Linked DNA regions of Homo sapiens: all the other regions are linked to region 2. The links are chromatin contacts, found by Hi-C or POLR2A ChIA-PET in ENCODE. All regions are on one chromosome and are shown on one strand. The core of a region is the stretch at or near the end of the contact, and the rest is flanking DNA. Distances in the headings are between cores, read along the strand shown. Region 1 holds the start of TROAP (trophinin associated protein). Region 2 holds the start of COX14 (cytochrome c oxidase assembly factor COX14). Region 3 holds the start of CSRNP2 (cysteine and serine rich nuclear protein 2). Region 4 holds the start of SPATS2 (spermatogenesis associated serine rich 2). Region 5 holds the start of TUBA1A (tubulin alpha 1a). Region 6 overlaps SPATS2 (spermatogenesis associated serine rich 2). Region 7 holds the start of MCRS1 (microspherule protein 1).

Region 1 (3,603 bases), core at 1,104-3,603, 790 kb before region 2:
GAAAAAAAAAGAGAAAGAAAGAAAAAGAGAGAAAGAAAAAAGAAAGAAAGAAAGAAAAAGAAAAAAGAAAGAAAGAGAAAGTAAGAAATTTTTTTTCTTTTTTGAGACAGAGTTTCACTCTTGTCACCCAGGCTGGAGAATGCAGTGGCACAATCTTGGCTCACTGCAGCCTCTGCCTCCTGGGTTCAAGTGATTTTCCTGCCTCAACCTCCCAAGTAGCTGGGATTACAGGCATCAGCCACCATGCCCAGCTAATTTTTGTATTTTCAGTAGAGACGGGGTTTCACAATGTTGGTCAGGATGGTCTCAAACTCTTGACCTCAGGTGATCCGCCCACCTCGGCCTCCCAAAGTGCTGGGATTACAGTCATAAACCCAGCCGAAAGTAGATGATCTTTTTGTTGTTGTTTGTTTGGTTTTTTTTTGAGACGGAGTTTCGCTCTTGTTGCCCAGGTTGGAGTTGCAGTGGTGCGATCTCGGCTCACCTCAACCTCCGCCTCCTGGGTTCAAGCGATTCTCCTGCCTCAGCCTCCTGAGTAGCTGGGATTACAGGCATGAGCCACCAAGTCCGGCTAATTTTTGTGTTTTTAGTAGAGACGGTTTTCTCCATGTTGGTCAGCCTGGTCTTGAACTCCCAACCTCAGGTGATCCCCCTGCCTTGGCCTCCCAGAGTGCTGGGATTACAGGCGTGAGCCACCGCGCACAGCCTGAAAGTAGATGAATTTTAAAGATGCATACAATTAGTAAAGATACCTTACGTATCTTTAAATTTTTTTTTATAGAAACAGGATCTTGCTACACTGTCTAGGCTGGTCTGGAACTCCTGGCCTCAAGCGATCCACCTGGGCCATCCAAAGTGCTGGGAAAGACGCCTGTAACCCCAGGCTAGACAACGTAGCCAGATCTTGTCTCTACAAAAAAACACAAAAATTAGCTGGTGGCAGGCACCTGTAGTCCCAGCTACTTGAGAGGCTGAGGTTCCCACCTCAGGAGGCCGAGGCTGCGGTGAGCTGAGATCGCACCACTGCACTCCAGCCTGGGCGACAGAGTGAGACCCTGTCCCAAAAATGCATAAATAGTAAAACTAGTGAGAGTGAATGAGAGATGGGATATGTAAAGGGAGTGGGAGGAGTTAAGGAGTAACTCCTCGGTTTCTGGCTTGTGTAAGAATAACTTCTGTGATTGGTGGGGAAAATCCACCAGAGTTCTGTTAAGTGTTGTTCATTTCCTGTCCCCCGTTAGGGGTTACCCCTTCCATCTTAAGCAGGATATTCTAGGATCTCTCAGTCTCACAGCCTTGCCCACCAATAACCAGCAGGTGAGCCCCCTCTCCCCAGACCTCTAGATCTGCAAAAGGCAACCTGGAGGCAAGGAAATCCCCAGCTGTGAGTAGCCATTCAATTCTGGTGCTGTGGTAACTGAGTTCAAAAACAATGAGTCTTGTTACCTACCCGTAAAATGAAAGACACCTCATCAGACACCTCACTGGATTGTGAGGCTCCAAGGAGCACACATATTGTTAGGCTCAGTTCGATTCCCTCCAGCCCTCTCCGCCCGTTTGAAGGCAGTTCCTTATCCCGGAGACAACGTACAGATGTTCTCTCTTTCCCTCTTTATTTTTTTTAAGACAGGGTCTCTGTTGCCCAGGCTGGAGTGCAGTGGCGCGACCACAGCTCACTACAGCCTCAACCTCCTGGGCTCAACACGATCCTCCTGCCTCAGCCTCCAGAGCGGCTGGGACTACAAGCGCGCACCACTGCACAGGGATTATTATTATTATTTTATTATTTTGTAGAGAAACGGGTGGGAGTGGTCTCGCTATGTTGCCCAGGCTGGTCTCAAACTCAGCTCAAGAGATCCTCCCGCCTCGGCGTCCCAAAGTGTTGGGATTACAGGCGCCTGCCACCGCGCCCGGACGCAGATATTTTCTATGGGCATCTGGAATGGCGTCCCCAAAGCTTGGCGCCGTGCTATGGTCAAGCCGGGTCGGGGGCTCGGGCCAGCCTTCAACACCGTTGGCAGCAATCGGAACGATCAACTGTACCCTCAGTACCGCGACCTCGCCCGGTCCTGCCAATGGCCGGCCCCTAGCCGGTCCTGAGGCCTCGCGAGAGCTCCCGTGGCTACGCCTTCCCCGGCCTCGGAACGGCCCCATCCTTCCTCTTTCCCCGCCTCCCAGCGGCGCTCCACTCTCGGATTGGCTGATTGATCCGAGTCAGTTTTTTTCCTCGCCAGAAAGCGGTTCGACAATTGGTCCTTCTTTTGGCCCCTCCTGCGATGCCCGCGGATTGGACGGCTGAGTCTGGCTACGCGGGCCTCCGCGGGAGCGCGACCGGGCCAATCAAGAGCTTGGCGTATTTTACAAACTGAGAAAGTAGCTCCAGCAGCACCCGAGAGGGTCAGGAGAAAAGCGGAGGAAGCTGGGTAGGCCCTGAGGGGCCTCGGTAAGGTAAGGCACGGGGGTCTTGAAGGGAACGAAGGCTGCTGGGTTCATAGGGAGGAGGGCAGTTTGGGGCCCGAGGGCGAAAGAGTAGGCTCGGGGTGTCTGGAGATAGCACCCATAAGAGCGGTCTTGCAGGCGCCGGGGGCTTGTGGGCGCGTGGATTAGGGCGGAGGTATCAGGGATGGCAGGACAGGTGCCCCGAGAACTGGTTGATCTTTGATCTTAGATTCTGCCTGCCTTCTTCCCCGTCTCAATTGTAGCCATCATGACCACCCGGCAAGCCACGAAGGATCCCCTCCTCCGGGGTGTATCTCCTACCCCTAGCAAGATTCCGGTACGCTCTCAGAAACGCACGCCTTTCCCCACTGTTACATCGTGCGCCGTGGACCAGGAGAACCAAGATCCAAGGGTAAGAGGGGCCTAATGGGGGAAGACAGTAGTCACACCAGTAATGCACCCCAACACTAAACCTCACCTTTTTGTCCCCGCTCCCTCCCCTAGAGATGGGTGCAGAAACCACCGCTCAATATTCAACGCCCCCTCGTTGATTCAGCAGGCCCCAGGCCGAAAGCCAGGCACCAGGCAGAGACATCACAAAGATTGGTGGGGATCAGTCAGCCTCGGAACCCCTTGGAAGAGCTCAGGCCTAGCCCTAGGGGTCAAAATGTGGGGCCTGGGCCCCCTGCCCAGACAGGTACCTGTTGGAGCCATGGTAACACGGCCTCCATGGCTGAGTAGGGGACTAGGAAGGGTAAAAGTGGGGTTTTGGGGTTTTGCACTCACTCCTGCTGTCTCCTACTTACTGTGATAGTCCTGGTCCCAGCTCCTGGAAAGCTCTTTGCTCTTAGAAGATCTCCCTTTCCTCCAGCAAAATGTCATCTCGCCAGGTGCCATGGCTTGTACCTGTAATCACAGCTACTCAGGAGGCTGAAGCAGGAGGATCACTGGAGGCCAGGAGTTGGAGACCAGCCTGGATGACAGAGGGAGATCCCATCTCTTTAAAAAATAAATAAATAAATAAATAATAAATATCACTTCTTCTGAAGCCTTTTCCAGTTCCCCATGTCACAATCAGTTGCTCTGTGTTCTCCTAATACTTTGCAGCACTTCTTTTATAACATGTATATACCTTGGCTTGAGTCTGTTACCTGTCTATAGTTT
Region 2 (3,686 bases), core at 1,028-3,527:
ATTGTCAGGGAGGGGTCTGGGCTTCTGAGCTGATGCAGGCCCCAAGGACCCCTTTGCTGACCTCTGCCAGGACCCACACAGCTTCGATGGATCTCAGTGTTTGTTAACAAAATACAAAGATCTCAAACAAACCCCTTTTAGCTTCTCCTAGCAACATCTGTGTCCTCAGAAACCTCTGGTTCTCCCCCTTCCCCCTCCCCCAGGCTGCCCTGGCACCCAAATTGCTGCCATGCTGGCATCTGTAGCTCGGTGGCTTGACATTCTCCCCAGGGACTTCCCGGTTCCTAGTTCTTTGCCAGCTCCTCCCCACTCTGTGCGACCTTTCCAAGCCTTCCCTCACCCTCCCCGCCAGCACCCTCTTTGGGGAGCAGGAACTTAATCTGCTGACAGAGCTACACCTTTCATAACAGGCTCAGATCACTCAGCTCCCTGTGACCTTTGTATTCACCCAGGCTTCCTTCTCAGTAGCTCTAGCTGGGGGAGGTGTCAGCTGGGCCCCTCCTGTGCTATCTCCCCAGAGGACATCCCTGACTCCACCCCTTTCTTCCTCCCAAACTCTGCACCTCTTCCTCAGCTGCTCCAGACCGGCCAGGGTAACCAGCTAACCATGCCTGGCATCTGGAAGCCAGCAGGCCAGAGGGTGGCCCAAAGGCTGATGAACGGTAGGGAAGGGTGAGCAGATTCCTATGTTGGTGGGCACCAATATTCCAAGGGCAGCTCTCTTTGCTGAATGAGGGCCTTCTCGTGAGGTACTGACAACACCAGCAACTCGAGAGCTGGGAAACTCAAGGAGGAGGAAGAAAATCAAAACCACCCTACTCCCTGGGGTGAGGAAAGAACAGGAGGGGAGGAGGAGGAGTGTGCTCTGCACTTGCCTTGCTCCAGGATGGGGTGGCAGCAGAGGAATGTCACAGGTCAGCAGCCTAGGCCTCCAGCTATAAATAGTCCGGAGGGCCCGAGAGGCTCCCGCCCGTCCAGCAGGGCTGTCAGCTTCCTGTGTGGCAGCACCTGGCACACTGGCTCTGGCCAGCATTATGCTAAAACCCTGTTACTCTCCAATGAACCAGGGAGGCGGGCTCCTCTCTGCGCCTATCCCTTGAGAATTCTGTCTTACCAGTGAAGGGTGGGGCTGCCCAGATCAGGCAGCAGGAGTGAGGGGCACAGTCACCCCAGGCCTTGCTGAGCCCAGGTCTGGGTACTGAGTGTCCAGAGCTGCCTCCCCAGGAGGTTAAGGTGGGGGCAAAGGGGAAGCTTCAAGCACTTTGCCTACTTTTGTTCACTCCCCAGTGCACTGTGACTCAGGCCTTCCCATCAGGCCTATTTGTCTACCCAATAAAGCGTGTTTTTTCCAGAAACAAGAAGAGTTGGGAGAGGGAGCTTCAGTGCATGTGGCAGTGCGTGTGCTGGCGCGTATCATTGCACGTATGTTTTCCCTCTTACCGTAGGAAAAATGAAAAAAGAAATCCCTCCTCCATAATCGCAGCTACTCCAGGGGTCAGCGGCGGTGCCCACTCAGTCCCCATCCCTCTCTCTCCCCTCCCGCCAGCGCCCCCTCCCGCCCTCGCCGCAAGCTGGCCCCGGCCTTGCCGGCCCTTCTTAGGGGCTTTATCATGCCTCCTGCAAGAATAGAGATCACACACGGGACGGAAACGTTAGACTCTCATCCCTTGTGCCCATTCCTTGGTCACGGGCCAAGCTGCCGCATCCTTAGCGGTCCAGGCATCGCGGTGCCCCTCGGGCCCCTACCTGGACTAGGCCCACAGCCGGGCTCTAGGGGGCGCGCGATCCACCTCCAGAAGGCCGGCTGCGAAAATCTACCCAGCTACTGGCGACGTCACCGCACCGTAGGCTGAGGATTGGCTGACTCTGATTTAGCATCCTAAAACTTCCGGTTCCAGAGCTTGGCTCGCCAAAGACCCTCCCTCGAGGGAGAGAAACCACAGCCCCCAGAATTCAGCGGGCCTCTCCGAGAGCACGGCGCGTCTGAGGATGCGTAGTAAGGATAACGGGCCCGGAAGCCGGAAGTTCAAAGCCGGCCTCCAGCCAGAGTGACGGCCTGCGCGGACTCCCGCCTTAGTGGGCGGAGTTGTGCCGCGTCTGATGCGCAGTTCCCTTTATAGCGCGGCAAGCCGAATCCTAGAGGCTAACCCGGCAGGTGGGAGGGAGAAAGTTGCTTTCTGCACCAATAGCTGAGGCGTTCAGGGTTGTCCAGGGACGCTACCCTCACGTGTCTGGTTCCGAGTGCTGCGTTCGGCTGTGCTGGGAAGTTGCGTAGACAGTGGCCTCGAGACCCTGCCTGCCTGAGGAGGCCTCGGTTGGATGCGAAGGAGCTGCAGCATCCAGGTACGCTGCCGGCTAGGGCCGAGCAGGGGCTGCCAGTCCCACTGCCTGCGCGCCCACCTGGGCCAGTCTCCGCTTGCCGCGTCCTCCCATCCCCTAGTCTGCAGGCCTGGTGCCCTTGAATTCACCCGCTTCTGTTGCGTTGCGGACCGCGAGCTGCACTGCTTCCTGCCCAAGCCCAAGCTCCTCGCAGCAGTAGGTCAGTCTTGCTAGAGCTCAGCGCTAATCCTGTCAAACCTCGACTCCTGCCTGGCGTCTCGACCCTCCACGCTCCAACTCTGCCTCTTCCTTGCTCTATAGACCTCTGCGTCCTGATAAGTGGCTCTCCGGGGCACCCTTCGTGCATATCGGCTATCCAGCTCCACCTCTTGACCGCTTTCACTTCCTGGAATGCTCTCACTGCTCCTCTTCTCCAGGCCATCCTTCTAAAAAGACAGTTCCACTCCCACCCCGATTCCCACCCCTACACCTTTCTGCTAAGTTTTCTCAAGCCCCCACCCTGTCTTTGAGCTGTTGTCTCTGAACTCTCACAGTGCCTCTCCATGAGACCATAAGCTCCTGTATGACAGAAGCCATGTTCTTTTTAGCGGCCTCCGTAGCATGATGTACGTTATGTTATGTTATGTTATGTTATGTTATGTTATGTTATTTTGAGACAGGGTCTTGCTTTGTCGCTCAGGCTGCAGGTGTGCGCCACCACGCCCGGGTAATTTTTAAAAAAAGGTTTTTTTTTTGTTGTTGTTGTTGTTGTTTTTAAATAGAGAAAAGGTCTCCCTATGTTGCCCAACCTGGTCTCCAACTCCTGAGCTCAAGCCATCCTCCCGCCTCGGCCTCCCAAAGTGTTGGGATTACCGGCGTGAGCCACCGTACCCGGCCGATGTACTACTCTCTAAGTGCCAAACAAAAAGTAGATAAAAGATGATGGATACCTTAAAAGCCCTGAGTTGACCACTATGCAGTGTATGCATGTAACAAAATCGCACTTCTACCCATACGTTTACGCAATTTTTTTTTTTTTTTTTTGAGACGGAGTCTTGCTCTGTCGCCCAGGCTGGGGTCCCGTGGCGGGATCTCGGCTCACTACAAGCTCCGCCTTCCGGGTTCATGCCATTCTCCTGCCTCAGCCTCCAGAGTAGCTGGGACTACAGGTGCCCGCCACCACGCCCGGCTAATTTTTTGTGTTTTTAGTAGAGATGGGGTTTCACTGTGTTAGCCAGGATGGTCTCGATATCCTGACCTCGTGATCCACCCGCCTCGGCCTCCCAAAGTGCTGGGATTACAGGCGTGAGCCACTGTACCCGGCCGTTATTTTATTTATTTATTTATTTGTTTGTTATTTTATTTAT
Region 3 (3,286 bases), core at 713-3,212, 970 kb after region 2:
CATGTCTAATGGTCTTTTCTCAAGAGTTTCTAGCTGAACATTTTCCAAAGTTATATGAAATAGTTAAGATCCAGAGCACAGAATACATCAGGCTAGCACCTAATAAACAGTTCCACCAGAATATGTATATTTTAGTACTAGATCTAAGTTTTTTTCAGGCCTAAAAGGATTCCTATAACCACCAAAACAAACAAACAAACAAACAACAACAACAACAAAAAAAAACAGCATATGTGAGAGCAGCAAGAGGGACTGCCCAGGCAAAATTTTCTGGAAGAATCTATTTGCAAAGTTTAGGTAATATAAGTCTCTTTCTTAAATGAGTCCAAAGTAATAAGCTACATCTCACAGGAGAAAGCCTCTTCACTTGACTGGAACCCAACCTTCTGCTAAAGGTCAAGGAATCAAAACCTCCAGTAAGATGGTCAGGGCTACCATCTGTAGCTGGGTTGGAAGGAAGGCTTGCTGCTGTGTTACCATAAACCTGAATAAAATGACCTGCCCTGTTTCTCCTTTTACAAGATACTGTGGTTGTTTCTCATATACCATGAATTTCATGGATCCATGTGTCTTTGTGATCACCAGGATCATGAACTTACAAAGCACCCAAGTGAAAACCCCCCGCTTAAGTTAGGTGTTTAAAGAAAGCCGTGCACTCACCACCCCCACTCCCCGATTTTTACCCATTCACTAACACAAGGTTAGAATTTTCCATGCCTAAACTACCATCGTGTGGAAGACAGATCTTTGTGGGAACTGGAACATGATGCTGCATTAACTCTCAAGGATATCCAGTCATTTATAACACCGGCACAACCAACATCCTGGCTTTGTGGATTTGCAAGACAGAAAGCCAGTGAAGAAAAAAATCTGAACTATGAATTTACCTTGAACTGAAAACTGCAGGACAAGGGGACAGTGTTGTCTTGTGGGGATAACTTCTAGCATTTCATTCTGAAGAACAGTTTGTGTGTCACACTGCCACTCTCAACCCCTTTAAAAGGATGAATCAAGACCACAGCACTAAAAGGGACGGGTGGCAGTTGGCTGCGTAATTGGGCCTATGAAAAAAGATCAAGCTAGCAACCAGGGCAATTGATGCTTTCATTTTCCCACACGACGCCAGAAATATGGGAGACATCAGGAACCGGAGCGAAGGGACATGTCAAGTCACCAGTTCCTTTTAATGAACACTCCTGCCGAACCCTTCAGCTCTCGGCCCACTTCCCTCTGATTCCTGCTAACCTTCCCGCTCATTCCAATCCTCTGCAGCCCCTACCCAGCCTTCCGCATCCCTTCCTGCCTGCTACTCACAAATTCCCAACCACTCCTCCCACATTTTCCTCTGTTCCCCCTCCCCTTCCTTCACTTTCCTCCATCCTACATCATTCTCCACTCCATTCCGAACTCAATCCTCATCTGCAATCCTGCAGGCTTCCAAGCCGCCCATCGGTCTCCCGCGAGCTGCCCCCGCAGTCCGGGCCAGCGTCCTCGGTGCCCCTCGCTCCCACGCCTCTTCCCGACTCGGTTCCTTCCCAACGGCACCCGACCTCCCCGCCCCCCGACCGCTCCCGTCCGAGCCTCTCATTTCTGACCCCTCCATCCGCACGGCTCTGGGCTTGACCACTCCTCCACGGCCGCCCGAGGGCCGATCCCGAGAAAGGACGAGGCGGCACCCTCCGCCCCGCACCCCTAGGCCCATTACCGGCCCCGCCGCAGCTGCCTCCTCCCGTGATGGTCTCTGCCGCCCCCGCTGCCGCCGCCGCCCTAGCCCGGTGGGAAGGAGGGAGGAGCGAGCGAGTCCCGGGCCCCGCGGCGACGGCCGGGGAGCTCCCAGGGCGGCAGGGCGGGGAGGGAGGGCGGTGGGCAGCCCAGCCGGCAGGCAGAGAGGGCCGGGCGTCTCCGGCAACTCGGGCGCCCCCGGCAGCAGACGCCCAGAACCGCCCCGGCTCCGGCTAACAATAGGATCCGGCCGCAGCGCACTGGCTCTTATAGGCGCCGGCACGTCCTGACCGAGACCCGGGGCTGGCTGGGAAATGGAGTCTACGGGCCGGCCCACACCCAGCAGCATGCCGGGAGTTGTAGGCGGTAACTGCTGCAAAGCCGAAGCCGGCGCGCAAACCGGCTCCCGAGGCGGCAGCTCTGCTGCAACCTTTTAATGGGGGAAGAGAGGAGACTCAGCTACAGATCTTAAATAAACGAATTCTCCTCCAAAGCTCCCTTTTTCTTTCGTGTCCTGACCACACGCCATTAGGAACATGATCCCCCCTTCTCCTCGCTCATGGGGTCTTAGTCTTCAGCAATATGACTTATTGCAGCCTGCGCAGGTTATAAAGAATACAAGCAATATCTTGAGTTATCTACTTATATGAGGGAGTGCTTTGAGTGTTTTCTTTAAAAAAAAAAAAATTGCTGCCGGGCGCGGTGGCTCACGCCTGTAATCCCAGCACTTTGGGAGGCCGAGGTGGGCGGATCACGAGGTCAGGAGATCGAGACCAACCTGGCTAACAAGGTGAAACCCCGTCTCTACTAAAAAATACAAAAATTAGCCGGGCGTGGTGGCGGGCGCCTGTAGTCCCAGCTACTCGGGAGGCTGAGGCAGGAGAATGGCGTGAACCCGGGAGGCGGAGCTTGCAGTGAGCCGAGATCGCGCCACTGCACTGCAGACTGGGCGAAAGAGCGAGACTCCGTCTCAAAAAAAAAAAAAAAAAAATCTTCTCAACTTTGCAAACTAATTTATTTATTTAAATAGAAAAGGGGTTTTCGCCATGTTGCCCCGGCTGGTCTTGCACTCCTGGGCCCAGGCGATCCGCCCGCCTCGGCCTCCCAAAGTGCTGGGATTATACGCATGAGCCACCGCGCCCTTCCGCAACCTATTTTTAAGAAAGGGCGCCAGGCGCGGTGGCTCATGCCTGTAATCCCAGCACTTTGGGAGGCCGAGGCGGGCGGGTCATGAGGTCAGGAGTTCGAGACCAGCCTGACCAACATGGTGAAACCCTGTCTCTACTAAAAATACAAAAATTAGCCGAGGGTGGTAGCACGTGCCTTTAATCCCAGCTCCTCGGGAGGCCGACCCAGGAGAATGGCTTGAACCCGGGAGGCGGAGGTTGCAGTGAGCCAAGACTGCACCATTGCCCTCCAGCACGGTCAACAAGAGCGAAACTCCGTCTCAAAAAAAAAAAGAAAAAGAAAAAGAAAAAAAAGGGGAAAACCAAGATTAAGAAGTCAAAAGTTGTATGTGATTTGCCAAGGACACATAGCCTTGGTTTCTTCTTTGTTGTCTTTC
Region 4 (3,405 bases), core at 491-2,990, 740 kb before region 2:
TAGATGAGACATTACTAACCACAGGTCATTGGACTCCAGGCGATTTTTGAGCCCTTACCTCAAGCAACGTTAAAAACCACAAGGATCAGATGGCTTGGCAAAGCTCTACTATACTACTCAGTTACATGTACTGTGATTGCAATAACATACGTGGAAACCAAAATGACATGTGCCTGTGGTGTCTAGCTATACACTGACACACACTCTCCAGCTTGTTGGTGCCTTTTCAGAGCCCCTTTGCTTGGCCTCAAAAGGTAAGATGAGGACAAATTCTAATATATATATATATTTTTTGAGATGGAGGGTGGAGTGCAGTGGTGCAATCCCGGCTCACTGCAACCTCCGACTCCTGGGTTCAGGTTATTCTCCTGCCTCAGCCTCCCGAGTAGCTGAGATTACAGGCGTGTGCCACCACATCCGGCTAATTTTTGTATTTTTTGTAGAGACGGGGTTTCACTATGTTAGCCAGGCTGGTCTCGAACTCCTGACCTCAAGTCATCCGCCCGCCTCGGCCTCTCAGAAGTGCTGGGATTACAGACGTGAGCCACCGCGCCCGGCCCCAGATTCTAATAAATATTTTCAATGCTGACTGTCTAAATCCCTCTGGCCCCTCTTAATAGACCCCTGACCAGTCGACACTGAGGTAAGTGCTTTATGCATGCAGAAAGGGTGCACAAATACTAGTTAGTTCCAGCACCAGGGAGGTTGGGAGTCTGGCGTCGAAGAGAGTATTTAACAGAAAAGATTCGAAGGGCGGCGGGACCGACCACCGCCGCGTAGAGGGGCTATGCTGACAGCTGGGTAGATCAGAAACCCGACTGACGATCCCGAGGTCATTCTTCCCGCGCCCCCACCGGCCTCTGCGCTCTCTCAGGAGGCAGAGCGACCGCGCGGTCCGGAGGCCCCAGCGTTTCCCGTCGTTGGCGACTCTGAAATTGCCTTTTGGAACAAAACTTGGGTCGGGAAGGAGGCGAAGGGGAAAGCGGTGTGAAGTCCTCGGTACGGAAGAGTGAGCGGCGCTGTACCCGGCGGCCAGAGAAAAAGCTTCCCAACCCGGACATTGAGCAAAAGCCCCGCGCTCGACTCCCCTAGCGGCGCCCGCGTTCGGCCACCTCCGGGGGAGTTTCGGCTCTTTCCGTCAGTTCAGCTCGGGCCCTCCGTTCCCGGCGCGCGCCGGGTCCCTAACCGATGCCGCCGGGTACGAGCTGTGCTGCACGCGGACGCGAGCTCGCGTCCCACCCGTTTTCCCCTTCCATCTACTTTGTCCCCAACCCTCTCCCCGAGTCTCTTCCTTTCCCCGGTAATTCCCAGTCTCCGGTGGCGCGCGAGCCTGCGGACGGTGCGAGACGCGAGGGACCGGGCCCCGAGAAGAGCGGTAACCCGACTGGTCGGAGCCCGCCTCTCGCCGCCCCGCGCCTCTCCCCGATCTTCTCGGTCTCCGGTGCGCGGGCCGTCTCGCCGCTCGAGCCGCGCTCGCGCACCCGTTGGCTGCCACAGCCTCGAGCTTGGCGCGCCGGATTCGCGCCGGCGCGAGTACGCGCCCTGAGCTCTGGCTGGCTGGCTGGCGCGCACGCGCCCGAGAGGGCTCCGGGGCGGGGCGAGCCGCTGCCTGGGCGAGGGTCGGGGTGATCTGCTGGATCTCCGGCAGCATCCTGCAGTCCGGCCCAGGAGAGAAGTGGGGAGGCGGCGGTGGGGGCGGGGCGGCGTCCGGCTCTGAGAGAGCTGGGGGAGGAGCGCGGCGGCGACGGCGGCGGTGGCTCTAGAAGGGGAGGTGGAGGATCTCCTTTCCTCTTCTCAGACCCGGGAGCGTCCGGGACGCGGAGCCCGGAGCTGGGGCGACGAGGCGATTGCGGGGGCCTGGGCTAGGTGAGGCTAAGGGTGCTGGGTGGCGGGGTTGGCGGGGGCTCAGAGGGCGCCGAGGTGCGGGGAGCGGGTTGAGGGAGGAAAAAGAGGGAGGGGGTAGTTGGGGGCGGGGGGACGGGAAGGAGGGGGATGTGAGCCCTTAGAGGCCCGAAGTGCCCAGAGGGTGGAAGGTTCCTGGGGTCTGTGGGGCGGGTGAAACACCCGCGTCGGAGTTGGGGAGTTTCCAGACGGATAGGCCGGGGAAACAATGGAGTGTGGGGGGGACTCTGGCGTGAGCGTGTGTGGGGTATTGGATTTTAAGAAACAACGAGCGAGATAGAACGAAAGAATAGGATCATTTGGGATGAGAAGTACAATGAATTAGGAATGCAGTAGGGATGCGTAAGGTCACCTCCGTGGCTGTGCGAGGTCCTTAGCATTCGGGGGCAATAATGAGATTTGAAAATAAGGGAGAGAAGGGCGTTCTTGGAATTGAAGGGGGAGACGAAATGGAAAATCAGGCGAACAGACGCAGAGACATAAAATAGATGTGGTTAGGACTTGGATTAAAGCAGAAAGGTAGATTCAGTCAGTTTTGGACTACAGTGATATTTTTCTCATAATTCATCCAGAATGATTAGGTTCTTTTAGAAAGTGGATCTTTCTCAAGCTTGTCCCTCTGTTAAGGAGTACAAGCCGTTCTTTAAATAATTTGATTATCGCTTGTCCATTTTATTGATAAAACATGCCTGTGATATTTACTTCCCCTCTGTTTAGCAGGCTACTGTTCCTAATTTACCTACGGTTAATGAAGCAGGAGAGGACAGATCACCAAAAATATCTTGCTTTAAGTTAGGTCAGTGATAATGCAGATTTCAGTGTTTTGGAGAGAACCAAAAGCTTGGTTGTTTGTTTTCAGTTTGACCAAAAGGTGATGGATAAAATTAAGTTACCTGTACTTTGTTAGAATTGCAATTTCTCACTGAGAAATGTTCTTGTGCCATCTGCTACTGGTTTTGTGTTTGTGGGAGAGAGTTGGGGTTCTGCCTTAAATTATTTCTTGATGTTAACTTCAAATAGGCTGCCTCATACCTTCCAGTTTCAATTAAGGTGATTTGGGAATATTGATTATGATGTTTGCATTTCCTTAATATTTGGATTTCCAGACCAAATTTGTGATTGTACTAGATAGAAAATTGCCGATTTTGAAATTGTAATGACCATTGTGTGCTCCTAAGTAGTCCATGTTAAGCCTTTTATTTGTTGGGCATTAAGTTTTGCTGACTCATCTAAGATTTATGGACATTAATCAGTTTGTATTTCTCAGCTAGGTCTTGGATGGTAGCATTTAGGTTACTTTACAAAGGTCCAAAAATAATGATTTAAATTGTTACTTTTCTTAGATGTTATGAAAATTGAACAAAGCAAGAAATGAGTGCAGTGTTCTCATTAGTGACAATGTGCCTCTTTTTTTTTTTTTTTTTTTTTTTGAGATGGAGTCTTGCTCTGTTGCCCAGGCTAGAGTGCAGTGGCGTGATCTCGGCTCACTGCAACCTCCATCTC
Region 5 (3,716 bases), core at 447-2,946, 920 kb before region 2:
CTAGCCTGTACTGTCTGCTACATTATTTAACAGAGCAAGCTCTATTTCCAGCAGCTGCCTACATGATCTCATTGTGCTGTTTTGCCAGTTTTCCTCCTCTGACCCCGCCCGGGACCATGTGCCTGAATTGAAATGAATTAATTAAGATGCACTGGAACAAAAGACAACGGGATGCGGAGTATAATTCTTCTTTGTCTGTAGCAATTTCATTACTTTTTTTTTTAAAAAAAAAGGTTTTTCCAGATCTTCTCCACTGTAAAAGCTGAAAAATTATCCGTATCTTAACACACACACACACAAAAGTTCCTAAGTTAGAAACAAGCATCACATGAAAAGGTACCAAAGAATAAAAGCCCAGTGGAAGGATAATGAAATATTTATTTAAAACAACAAAATAGTATTTTCATCCTGAGATTCTCTACCCATCACATAATATTCATATTCTTTGCATCCAATAGAGGTTTTCTTCTCTGTGGTCTTTAGGGCTACCACTTTCATTGTCTATTCGCTGATGTGGTGGGGGCGGGGCGGGGGGGCGGCGGGGAAGGGCGTTTCCCTGGGTCCTGACCATCAGGGTACCCTGGGGCTCACAAAGTGGGCTTTCTCCCTCGCTGAACGTGCAGTCCAGACAGACAGACAGACACACACACACACACACACACACTTCAGTCGGTCAGGGCAGGGCGTCCCACAGACACACACACACACACACACACACACACACACACACTTCAGTCGGTCAGGGCAGGGCGTCCCCAGACCAGACATTAAAGAGCTTGTGAAGTGAATTATGATTTTGCTCAAGAAAAAAAAAAGTCATCTAACTTATAATAGTGAAGAAAACCCTTTTGGAGCCTACAGTTCCGCAATGATGAAAGGTTTTTTTGTTTTTTTTTCAGTCAGCTCCTGACAGAAGAGGTTCAGTGAGGGCGAACCCCGCCCAGTGGCTCCAACGCCATAGAAGCCAGAAACAAACAACCCCGCCCCTGCGCCGCCCTGACACCCGCTGCCGGGGGCTCCGGCAGAAACTCACCATGTTTTCCCGGGAATGTGTGGGTATCTTTCCAAAACGCCAAAGACCGCGGAGGGTCTTCCCACGCTAACCCTAGGCTGCGCTTTGTTCCCGTTCCCCCTCCCACGTCCCCCAGCTCGCCCAACGCCCCCGCTCTTTTTGGGTGCCTCCTCCTCTCCCGGTCCCCAGAGAACAACGCGAGACAGAAAGTGGCCCCTCAGCATCAGCGAAACCGTGCGCACAGACACGGGGCCCAGCCGGGACGCCCCAGACCCCTCGGTCGCGGCAGACGGGCTGCCCGCGGCCCCCGAAAGTCTCTCGGATAACACAGGCGCCTAGGCGCCGCCTTTGTTCCTCCCCAGCGCTCTGCTGCGCCCTGGGCGCAGTACTGGCCCGGTTCCTGCACCCGCACTGCGGCGGCGGCGGGGCTTGAGGATTTGGGGCTAAGCTAAACCTCACAAAACATACCACCACCCTCGCCCAGAGAGCTTACGAAAGAAAAGAGCTTAAAGGTTTTCCAAGTAGAGCCTGGGGGCGCTGACTCCACCCAACGGCCACAAAGAGCCGAAGCCGATTCTCACCATGGTTGCTGCTTCGCGACTGCCGAGCTGATGGCGGAGACGAAGAGGAGAGGTTGTTGCTTCTTACAGCGCGACTCTTAGGCGGTCGATGTAAGAGAACCTGCGGCACATAGGCGGATGCGGCTCCCTATATACAACTCGGTCACCATGGGGATGGGCCGGGGCCTTTTCCTGTTGGTCCAGACCCCCAATCTGCCCAGAGAAGCCATGACAGGAGACTGGTGATTGGTGCAAGCGACGTGGGATGAGGTAATCTCTCCCCCACCCCTTTTTCTCTAGCATCCGTAGACTGTTTGCATCCTTTAGACAAAGAGACCGTGCAGAAGCAGTCGGCCGAGCATCCATTATGGGGCGGGGTTGGGGAGGGGCGGAAGGAGAAGAAAGGGGACTGGGGTTAGAAGACTTTCTGTTGCTTAAACCTCAAACTGCAGTTAAAATTATCTATGTGAGGTTTTTTCCCCCTACCCTTAATAACAATTTATGTTTAGATTAAATATTTAAAGGAAAATGACTGCCAGCCCCTCCCTCGTAGTATATTAAACTCGACTACATTTTGTTAGGGTTCAACATCTCTAATTGCTTTAAACGTAAAGTGGGAGGGAAAATCGGCATGATGCTCGAAATGGCCTGGGTATATGTGATTTTTTTAATTTAAAAAAAGATTTAGCCATACGGTCATTCCAAATGGTTTCTCAGGTTCAACTAACTTATTTTCAGAGCTTCTTCTGCAGGCACACGCACACCCGAATAGCTAAACAAAACTGGAAGATGGAAAGAATAACCATATTAAATAAAGAAGCGAACAAATAGTTCTAACATGGCAATAATCAAGAGCAAGTGAACGTAGAGTAGTTATAATGGTTTACTAGAGGTATTCTTTTATGAGAAGTCTATGTAACACATTTTGTATGGTACATTGTCCTTTGGAATGAATCATCTTTCCTGATAGAAAATTGGGAAAATACAAGGAGAAATAATTGAGCTCAGAAGTTAGTACTACATGTGTGCAGTTACATATCTGAATTGGACTTTTGTCTGGAAAGTAACAAGCAAAATAATAGTAATAACCAATACACCAAATTAAAAAGAAGAAGAGAATAATATAATGTAAAAAGAATTTTGCAATGTCGCCTCCATCCACAGACAACTGTGAAACATCAGCTCAATAAACGCATTTCCTTTTTATGTAGTTCTTATGTCAATTTGGTAAATATCCTCCTGCGAGTGGGCTTCTAACTGTGGGAATTTTAGCCGGCCTCACACCCTTGCTGTTCAGCTAGAGACTCTGGTGGTTGCTCAGTTGTCCCTTGGGACAAAAAGGCTTTGCTTTCACCCCTAGGAAATAAATTGGAGTAAAATTATCTTGATATTTAGGAAGCCTCCATTCTCAGCAACGATCCGGAGTAAGTCACTGGACTTCGTACCACTGGATGTTGGTGATGAAATTTCAGAGGTAAATAAGTTTGGCCACTAAAGTTGAAAATTTATTTTTTACAAATAATTTTTCCTTTTGGTTTTCAGAGACAAATTTTCAGGGTCTGCAGCACTACTCACACAGTGCTCTGCGGAACCCATTCATTCCTGCTAGGCTGGCAGGCTAAGAAGGGCGTGGGAGGGAGGGACTTGAGAATACAGCTGCTGCAGGTTGTGGTGTGACAATGGCGACCACAGATTTTTCTAGCCTGCCATCCACAGTTCTGCTTTACTTGATCAATTTTGCTTCAGTAATATTCTCTGGAAAAAAAATAATATCCAAAATGCAAAAATCATTTTATCTACTTATTGTATATTTCCTAGGAAAAAATAATCCTCAACATCATCTTATCTCCACTTCTTTAGCAAAAAAAAAAAAAAAGTATATTTCAGAAGAGACAGGAGGATTAGGTATTTGAATGCTTCTTTCAGAACCCAGAAATATATTTAACAAAAATAAGAATTAAATGGCATAAGGAAGCATAAGGATTAATAAGTAGCTCATTCAAAATACTTTCACAATTTTAATAATAAAATATATCAGACACTATTGGACTATAGTAACATGTACAAGTCTTTTTGGAATGAGAAGCAGAGTTTGAACATTATTTTCTTTACAATATAAAAAGATTAATTAAGAAATATGTCAC
Region 6 (3,725 bases), core at 655-3,154, 680 kb before region 2:
TCTTGTACTTGAATTTCTGGATCATAGGATTGACAAGTGTACTACTTTACAAAATAATGCTGTATTCTAAAGAAGTTGTACCAGTTTACATTCCTACCAGAAATAAATAAGAAATGAAACCCTTTCTGTTATGAGAGAATTTTAAATTATGACCTCAATTTCTTTTAGAGTTACAGGACTATGTCAATTTTCCTTTTTTGTGTGTGAGTCTGTTTGGTAACTTGTTTTTCAAGAAATTTATTACCTAAATTTTCAAATGTATTGGCATAAGGTCATCTATATTTTTGACTTATAATTTTAATGTCTGTAAGATCTATACTAGCTCTTTAAAAACCTTCATGATATTGGTATTCTTTGCATTTTTACCCCTTGATCAGTATTTCTAGAGTCTTCTTGCTGGGTCAAGAAATCAACTTTTTCTTTCATTTTTTTTTTCTTATTGCATTAATTAAAAAAATTTCAGGCCGGGCGCGGTGGCTCATGCCTGTAATCCCAGCACTTTGGGAGGCCGAGGTGGGCGGATCACGAGGTCAGGAGATCGAGACCATCCTGGCTAACACGGTGAAACCCCGTCTCTACTAAAAATACAGAAAATTAGCCGGGCGCCATGGCAGGCGCCTGTAGTCCCAGCTACTTGGGAGGCTGAGGCAGGAGAATGGCGTGAACCCAGGAGGCGGAGCTTGCAGTGAGTCGAGATAGCGCCACTGCACTCCAGCCTGGGCTAAGGAGCGAGACCCCGTCTCAAAAAACAAACAAACAAACAAAAAAAAAAAACAAAAATTCAGTAGAATGCACATAACATGACGTTTACCATTTTAACCATTTTGAAGTGGTATTAATACACTCACATTCTTGTGCATCCATCTCCACAACTTTTCTCATTTTCCCAAACTGAAACTGTACCCATTAATCAGTAACTCTCATTCCCTCTTCCCCCTAGCCTCTGGCTGCTACCAGTCTACTTTTGGTAAAATTTGACTAGTCTAGGTGCCTCATATAAATGGAATGATATAGTATTTGTTTCTTTGTGACTGGCTTATTTCACTTAGCATAATATCCTCAAGGTTCATCCATGTTATAGCACCTGTCAGAATTTTCTTACTATTAAAGTCTGAATAATATTCCATCTTTCATAATTTTTTATCATCAGTATTGGCACATAGTAGGTTTATGTTAAATAACAGTTGATCAGTTAATTATTTTTTAAGTTAACAAGGTTTTTAGAAATTGCTTTTTCTATATGCTTGGAATCTCCCTTTATGGGTTAGAATCAGTGAATATAGTTGCTCCTAATTGCCTGGTTTTGTTTTTGCCTAATAGCTGCCTCCAATCCCTTGAGCTGCTTGCTGAGGACCGGAGTTTTATATGTGTGTGTAAGGGGGTGGTAATAAAATTATCAGTATTGTTTAAATCCGTTATGAAGAGTAATACAGCTGAGGATAATTTAGCTCAGTTGGGTTTGGGTTAGAGCCACCTGTGCGAGGAGGAGGGCGCAGACAGCTCTAACTACTGAGCTAGCAGTAAAATAGGAGGAGACAAACATGTATTCCAGCTCTGCTCCTTTTGAGCTCCCTCTACTCCCACATCTACAGCTGCTGCTGATGACTAATGTTAAGCAATTTGGAGGACCTTTTGTCTTTTAATAGTAGTAAAGAGGAGTTGTGGTATCATGTGGCTTCTGATTTCCCACTTAGAATGTCTTTTAAATTTCCAGAAATTCTATGTTGTTCCAATTTGAGGTTTCTTTTTTTTATTAAAAAAATTAATTGGTTTTTCAAAATGAAAACATTTTTTCAAAATAAAATTTATGGTGATCAAGTCTTACAATTATGGGAGAGTTTTTAGATTAAAGTAGAAAATTGGTGCCAGTGGTGCCAATTGTTGAGAAAGCGGACTTAGAGAAAGGTTTCATATTCACCATTTTGACCTGAGGAAATCCCCTTTTTAGTTCCTTTTTTGAGTCTCACTCTGTTACTCAGGCTGGAATGCAGTGGTGTGATCTCGGCTCACTGCAACCTCTGCCTCTGGGGTTCAAGCGATTCTCCTGCCTCAGCCTCCTGAGCAGCTAGGGTTACAAGCATGTGCCACCACGTACCCAGCTAATTTTTGTATTTTTATTTTTTTAGTAGAGACGGGGTTTCACCATGTTGGCCAGGCTGGTCTTGAACTCCTGACCTCAAGTGATCCACCAGCCTTCGCCTCCCAAAGTGCTGGGATTACAAGCATGAGCCACTGTGCCTGGCCTAGAATTTAGGTCTTTCTCTTCTTCTTCTTCTTTTTTTTTTTTTTTTGAGAGTCTCACTCTGTCACCCAGGCTGGAGTTCAGTGGCATGATCTCAGCTCACTGCAACCTCCGCCTCCTGGGTTCAAGTGATTCTCCTGCCTCAGCCTCCCAGGTAGCTGGGATTACAGGGACGCGCCATCACGCCCAGCTAATTTTTGTATTTTTAGTAGAGACAGGGTTTCACCATGTTGGCCAGGCTGGTCTTGAACTCCTGACCTCAAGTGATCTGCCTGCCTCAGCCTCCCAAAGTGCTGGGATTACAGGCATGAGCCACCATGCCCGGCCATCTTTTTCATATTTCTTGTTTTTTTTTTTTTTTTTTTGAGACAAAGTCTCACTCTGTCCCCCAGCCTGGAGTGCAGTGGTGTGATCTTGGCGCACTGCAAGGTCTGCCTCCCAGGTTCAAGCAGTTCTCCTGCCTCAGCCTCCCGAGTAGCTGGGATTACAGCACGCCACCGTGCCTGGCTAATTTTTGTATTATTTTTTAGTAGAGATGGTGTTTCACTATGTTGGCCAGGCTGGTCTCGAACCCCTGACCTGAAATGATCCGCCGACCTCGGCCTCCCAAAGTGCCGGGATTACAGGCGTGACCCACCATGCCTGGCATTTCATATTTCTTTATAAAGCTGATGAAAATGATATTTATTGGTAAACTGATTATATTATGGAATGAGAATTCCTGGTGACTTTCTTATAATTAAAACCCTTTAAAGATGAGAAGAATGTTTTTATTTGCAACCTCTCATTTTCTTGTTTTCCATCATTATCTGCAGGTGTAGTAGGTTAGCATTTATCTTCTTGACACATTTCATGAACCTGTTGATTGGGTTTCTGAGTTAGAATTATATTATTTAGATTCAAATGAAGGCTTTCAGCTTTGATTTAATTTACTGGGTAAGGGTCTTATTTATTTTTACTTTTTTGAAATAGAATCTCTCTCTGTCACCCAGGCTGGAGTGCAGTGGCACCATATGGGCTCATTTTAGCCTCCACCTCCTGGGTTCAAGCAATTCTCCTGCCTCAGCTCCTGAGTAGCTGGGACTACAGGCATGTGCCACCACACCTGGCTAATTTTTGTATTTTTAGTAGTGATGGAGTTTCACCATGTTGGCCGGGCTAATCTCGAACTCCTGACCTCAAATGATCCACCCGCCTCAGTGGGATTACAGGCATGAGCCACTGTGCCCAGCTGGGGTCTTTTTAAAAAGGGTGCGCTATTAATTTTTTTGAACAGATAAGATGTTTATATTATTCCAATGTCAAAATATAAAAAGGTAGACTGAAAAGTCTTTCTTACCCTAGTTTCCTATCTTTTCAGTTTCCATTCTTCAAGAGATCATCACTGCTACTAGTTTTTTGTCTATCCTTCCAGGTATACAGTTTTTATATATGTGCAAACCAGTGCAAATACATTACTTTCTCCATCATATTCACTTAATAA
Region 7 (3,617 bases), core at 10-2,509, 540 kb before region 2:
ACTGGCCAGCCTCACTTCCTTATACTGGCTCAGGTCCCCCAGGGTCCCATAAGCTAGGGAAGACATAAGGACAGGAAAGAGGCATAAGGCCCCACTCTGCCAATAATAGCCTTAGACATCAGTCTTGTGAAGGTCACTGGCACCTTTCAGAGTATGATAACAGCTATGGACTGCAGAAAAGGGTGCAAACACATACTATTTTAGAGGGTTCATAGACCCTTTAATTCTACTGGTATCTCCTAGGTTAAGCGCCTTGACTATAAACTAGCAAGAGACAAGGGATTCTTTGGCCCACATTTTTCTTTACTTCAGCTGTCCACTCAGCTCAGCAGCACCAGCCTTCCCCTCCCAGGCCAAAGCAGGAAAAAAGAAAGGGAGACAAAACTCCAACCAGTCCATCTCGTTTTTTTTTTGTTTTTCTTTTCCATTTGGGGTTTTTACTGAAGATTTAGTAAGTGGTATTTCCATGAGATACCATCTCGTGGAAACCAAAAACCACTGTTTGGGAACTGCGTGATTATCAACCACGCTGTGCCCCAACAACCCCTAGAGAACCCAGGTACTGGACTTTCTCGGGGCGCTCCTCTCGTGAGTCCCCACTTCTAACCAGGGTGGCTCTTAGCTCAGTGTTCTAGCCCTGTCCCCAGGTGAGCCTGTCGCTCTCCGCTCCATAGGCTACGACTAAGAATCTTGACATCTGAGGAGAGGGCGAAGGGGCCCGAGCTTGCCGGCAAACTGAGGTAGGGTCTGTGCCCCTTCCTTACCGGACCCTCCGCCCCTCGTTCTCCCAAGAGTGCACACCCAAGGTAGGGGATCGGTCCAGGTCTGTCTCAAGAACTCGGGGTAGGAGCATTGATGAAGTCACCTCTGCAACTCAAAGCAGAGCACCAAGTAGCCTTGGTTTGAGACCCACAGGCTGGTGGCTGGGGAGGTGGGGGTAAACTCGCAAGCCCATTCTCACCCCACGGTCTCCATGCCTTTGCGCATGCGTAACACTTCGAGCCAGATTCTAACCCGGTCCGGCCCACGCATGCGCAGCTTTTCGGGGCGCCACTGGGGCGGGGCCCCAAACTTGGGGGGTGGTCGTCCCCGGCGGCACTCTGCAAAACTCCATTTCATCCCCAACTCCTCTGAGAACCCTCAGAGGCGAACCGCGAGGTCTCACCATTCCTAGACTGCCAGATCCAACAATTTCTCCGCGGCGACGGTAGCAGCCGCAGGGCCAAAGCCGGCTTCCGTGAGGTACGTCTACTTCCGGTTAACGAACCAGGGGGCTGGCAATCTCTTCCGGTTCGTCTTGGCAACGTGTGTGAAGGGGGCGTGGCCATGGTACGGAAAGTGTAAATATTTTACCAATAGCGGAAAGTAAAGGCTTTCCTAGTTGGGACAGCATATAGGGAAACGTTAAGGATTATAGGCACCGGAGAGGTAACCCGGCTTGAGGGGTTGGTTAAAGGGAAAGGCGAGACTTAGGGCGAGACCGAGCGGGGCTAATTGAGGCGACCCGGGGAGGGGCGGGACCGCGGACTGGATTTCGACTTCCAAATTCCCACGAGGTATAGGAGTCTGAGGGTTGCACAGGACCTTATGCATTGTTTGACTCCTCCAGAGCCTTTAGAGAAACTTCTATCAGGCCCGCCTGCTAGGCACTAGTCGGGGAGATAATGTAGCCAGGGAGATGTGGCGGACAGAAAGGGCAGAGAGGCTCTCTGAGGAGCGGATGGAGGATCGTGGGCCGCTTTACTGAGAAGGAAGAGACCCTGCGAGAAGGAGTAGTGTCGACTTGGTCCCGTCAGCCGGACCCCACCTGGACGGCTGGGGCCACTTGTGGTCGCCGGGAGGTAAGAGAGAAAACCAATGGAAGCACCTTCAGAGGAGAGTGCCTTGGAAGGAATCTTGGGGTGGGAGAACGAACCTGTCGGAAAAATTGGGAATTTGGGGCTGTGAGAGATGTTCCGGAAAACTAGAAAGACTGTTGTCTAAAAGAGGAATTCTGTTTTATGCTTCCTTTGCGAGGTACTAAAGTCTAGCAGCTATAGAGAGACATACTTCAGCTCAGAATAAGAAAGATTCAGTTCCAAAGCTGTCCATCAGAGGTGTCAAGAACACATAACATGGACATTGCTAGGGAATTCAAGTGTCAAATGAGAGACTGGCCCTTTTGGCCCTGACGGTATACTATGGCCCTCTGCTTCGAGAGTACCAACCTCATTTACTGTTCTGTGGACTTGTTTAATGAGTATGTACTTATTTTAACTCCCATGAAAGAGTGTGTGTTTTATTTTTTAACAGGCACTTGATTAAATATATTATGTAAACTTGTGAAAATATCAGAAAACCAATGAAATTTTTTTTTTTTGAGACAGAGTCCCGCTCCATAGCCCAGGCTGGAGTGCAGTGGCACAATCTCGGCTCACTGCAACCTCCGGCCCCCGGGTCTCGGTTCAGGCAATTCTCCTGCCTCAGCCTCCCGAGTAGCTAGGATTACAGGCACGTGCCACCATGCCCAGCTAAGTTTTTTTTTTTTTTTTTTTGTAGAGACAGGTTTTCACCATGTTGGCCAGGCTGGTCTTGAACTCCTGATCTCATGATCAGGCTGCCTCGGCCTCCCAAAGTGCTGGGATTACAGGCATGAGCCACAGCACCCGGCCTGAAATAATTTTTATAAAAAGTGATTACACAGAACATTAATAATATTAATGTTATTAAATATATATGAATTCATGATAACTATTAAAAACATACAAAGGAAAAGACAGTTGAAGGAAATGCACCAGAATGTTAACACATGTCCAAGTGGTAGTAGTAGTAATTCTTCTCTCTAATTATTTTCCAGTTTTTTAATACATGGTTTTTAAATTTTGTTTTATTTTTTTTGAGACAGAGCCTTCCTCTGTCACCCAGGCTGGAGTGCAGTGGAGCGATCTCGGCTCCTGCAACCTACACCTCCCGGGTTCAAGCGATTCTCATGCCTCAGCCTCCTGAGTAGCTGGGATTGCAGGTGTGCGCCACCATGCCTGGATAATTTTTGTGTTTTTAGTAGAGATGGGGTTTCACTATGTTGACCAGGATGGTCTCAAACTCCTGACCTCAAATGATTCACGCACCTCAGCCTCCCAAAGTGCTGGGATTACAGGTGTGAGCCACTGCGCCCGGCCATATTTTACAATGAAAAAAAAAATAGGTTCTACACAACTTCTTTTTATTGATTGATTGATTTTGAGGCAGAGTCTCGCTCTGTCACCCAGGCTGGAGTACAGTGGCACAATCTCGGCTCACTGCAACCTCCACCTCCTGGGTTCAAGTGATTGTCCTGCCTCAGCCTCACAAGTAGCTGAAATTACAGGTGCCTGCCACCTGCCTGGCTTATTTTTGTATTTTTAGTAGAGACGGGGTTTCGCCATGTTGGCCAGGCTCGTCTCGAACTCCTGGCCTCAAATAATCCACCCGCCTCAGCCTCCCAAAGTGCTGGATTACAGGCGTAAGCCACTGCACTGAGCCACAACTTCCTGAGTGAAAGAGGAGAAAGGAAAACTCTTGGCTTCCAGCTGCCTGAGGTAATTCCTTCCCCCAAGGTGTCACGAGGGAAAGGTGGTGGTCACCATCATCTCCTGTTT

What was found. Hi-C counts contacts between places; a loop is a spot of excess contacts on that map. ChIA-PET counts read pairs that join two places held with the same protein, here RNA polymerase II (POLR2A). Pooled maps may share reads with other maps.
Region 1: a loop to region 2 is called in a pooled map, with 18 times the contacts of the local background. The contact joins the promoter of TROAP here to the promoter of COX14 in region 2. A Hi-C loop is called at or near these places in 8 of 50 pooled maps. POLR2A ChIA-PET finds 5 or more read pairs at or near these places in 2 of 52 experiments (A673 and T-cell).
Region 3: a pooled map shows a loop between it and region 2 (30-fold over the local background). The contact joins the promoter of CSRNP2 here to the promoter of COX14 in region 2. A Hi-C loop is called at or near these places in 1 of 37 single-sample maps with no recorded cell type and 9 of 50 pooled maps. POLR2A ChIA-PET finds 5 or more read pairs at or near these places in 4 of 52 experiments (A673, SK-N-SH, activated T-cell and 1 more).
Region 4: a loop to region 2 is called in a pooled map, with 9 times the contacts of the local background. The contact joins the promoter of SPATS2 here to the promoter of COX14 in region 2. A Hi-C loop is called at or near these places in 3 of 37 single-sample maps with no recorded cell type and 7 of 50 pooled maps. POLR2A ChIA-PET finds 5 or more read pairs at or near these places in 2 of 52 experiments (CD4-positive, alpha-beta T cell and WTC11).
Region 5: a map of B cell shows a loop between it and region 2 (11-fold over the local background). The contact joins the promoter of TUBA1A here to the promoter of COX14 in region 2. A Hi-C loop is called at or near these places in 1 of 168 maps with a recorded cell type or tissue (B cell) and 6 of 50 pooled maps. POLR2A ChIA-PET finds 5 or more read pairs at or near these places in 4 of 52 experiments (CD8-positive, alpha-beta memory T cell, GM12878, activated B cell and 1 more).
Region 6: a loop to region 2 is called in a pooled map, with 5 times the contacts of the local background. The contact joins the enhancer-like site here to the promoter of COX14 in region 2. A Hi-C loop is called at or near these places in 2 of 50 pooled maps. POLR2A ChIA-PET finds 5 or more read pairs at or near these places in 2 of 52 experiments (GM12878 and activated naive CD4-positive, alpha-beta T cell).
Region 7: a loop to region 2 is called in a map of naive thymus-derived CD4-positive, alpha-beta T cell, with 9 times the contacts of the local background. The contact joins the promoter of MCRS1 here to the promoter of COX14 in region 2. A Hi-C loop is called at or near these places in 1 of 168 maps with a recorded cell type or tissue (naive thymus-derived CD4-positive, alpha-beta T cell), 2 of 37 single-sample maps with no recorded cell type and 8 of 50 pooled maps. POLR2A ChIA-PET finds 5 or more read pairs at or near these places in 1 of 52 experiments (GM10248).

Annotation. Positions count from the first base shown.
Region 1 is chr12:49,320,902-49,324,504 of GRCh38, forward strand. TROAP (trophinin associated protein) reads left to right here and starts at 2,354. Exons shown (of 15, transcript NM_005480.4): 1 at 2,354-2,448; 2 at 2,703-2,851; 3 at 2,944-3,136. The coding sequence starts at 2,708. It overlaps TROAP-AS1 (TROAP and PRPH antisense RNA 1), which reads right to left. Exons shown (of 8, transcript NR_120449.1): 1 at 3,591-3,603; 2 at 3,246-3,438. RefSeq lists enhancers at 1,067-1,286, 2,428-2,577.
Region 2 is chr12:50,109,959-50,113,644 of GRCh38, forward strand. COX14 (cytochrome c oxidase assembly factor COX14) reads left to right here and starts at 2,278. Exons shown (of 2, transcript NM_032901.4): 1 at 2,278-2,343. It overlaps GPD1 (glycerol-3-phosphate dehydrogenase 1), which reads left to right. Exons shown (of 8, transcript NM_005276.4): 8 at 1-1,355. RefSeq lists enhancers at 1,718-1,767, 1,828-2,087, 2,308-2,547, 2,558-2,607.
Region 3 is chr12:51,081,634-51,084,919 of GRCh38, forward strand. CSRNP2 (cysteine and serine rich nuclear protein 2) reads right to left here and starts at 1,963. Exons shown (of 5, transcript NM_030809.3): 1 at 1,706-1,963. RefSeq lists a silencer at 1,525-2,014 and an enhancer at 2,388-3,014.
Region 4 is chr12:49,365,722-49,369,126 of GRCh38, forward strand. SPATS2 (spermatogenesis associated serine rich 2) reads left to right here and starts at 1,741. Exons shown (of 14, transcript NM_023071.4): 1 at 1,741-1,866. RefSeq lists an enhancer at 821-1,080 and silencers at 1,371-1,850, 1,871-1,920, 1,951-2,020.
Region 5 is chr12:49,187,384-49,191,099 of GRCh38, forward strand. It overlaps TUBA1A (tubulin alpha 1a), which reads right to left and starts at 1,697. Exons shown (of 4, transcript NM_006009.4): 1 at 1,594-1,697. The coding sequence starts at 1,596. RefSeq lists enhancers at 1,376-1,967, 1,466-1,585.
Region 6 is chr12:49,427,512-49,431,236 of GRCh38, forward strand. All of the region lies in intron 2 of SPATS2 (spermatogenesis associated serine rich 2), which reads left to right. Among named protein-coding and RNA genes, the nearest start is that of SPATS2, 62 kb to the left of the region's middle. RefSeq lists a silencer at 1,335-1,629. Within about 2 kb of position 1,905, at least 4 of the 41 ENCODE cell types and tissues checked have a DNase peak (open chromatin) inside an H3K27ac peak, as active enhancers do; they include GM12878, where a contact is called at or near this core.
Region 7 is chr12:49,566,883-49,570,499 of GRCh38, forward strand. MCRS1 (microspherule protein 1) reads right to left here and starts at 1,260. Exons shown (of 15, transcript NM_006337.5): 1 at 1,166-1,260. RefSeq lists enhancers at 556-1,359, 1,710-1,759.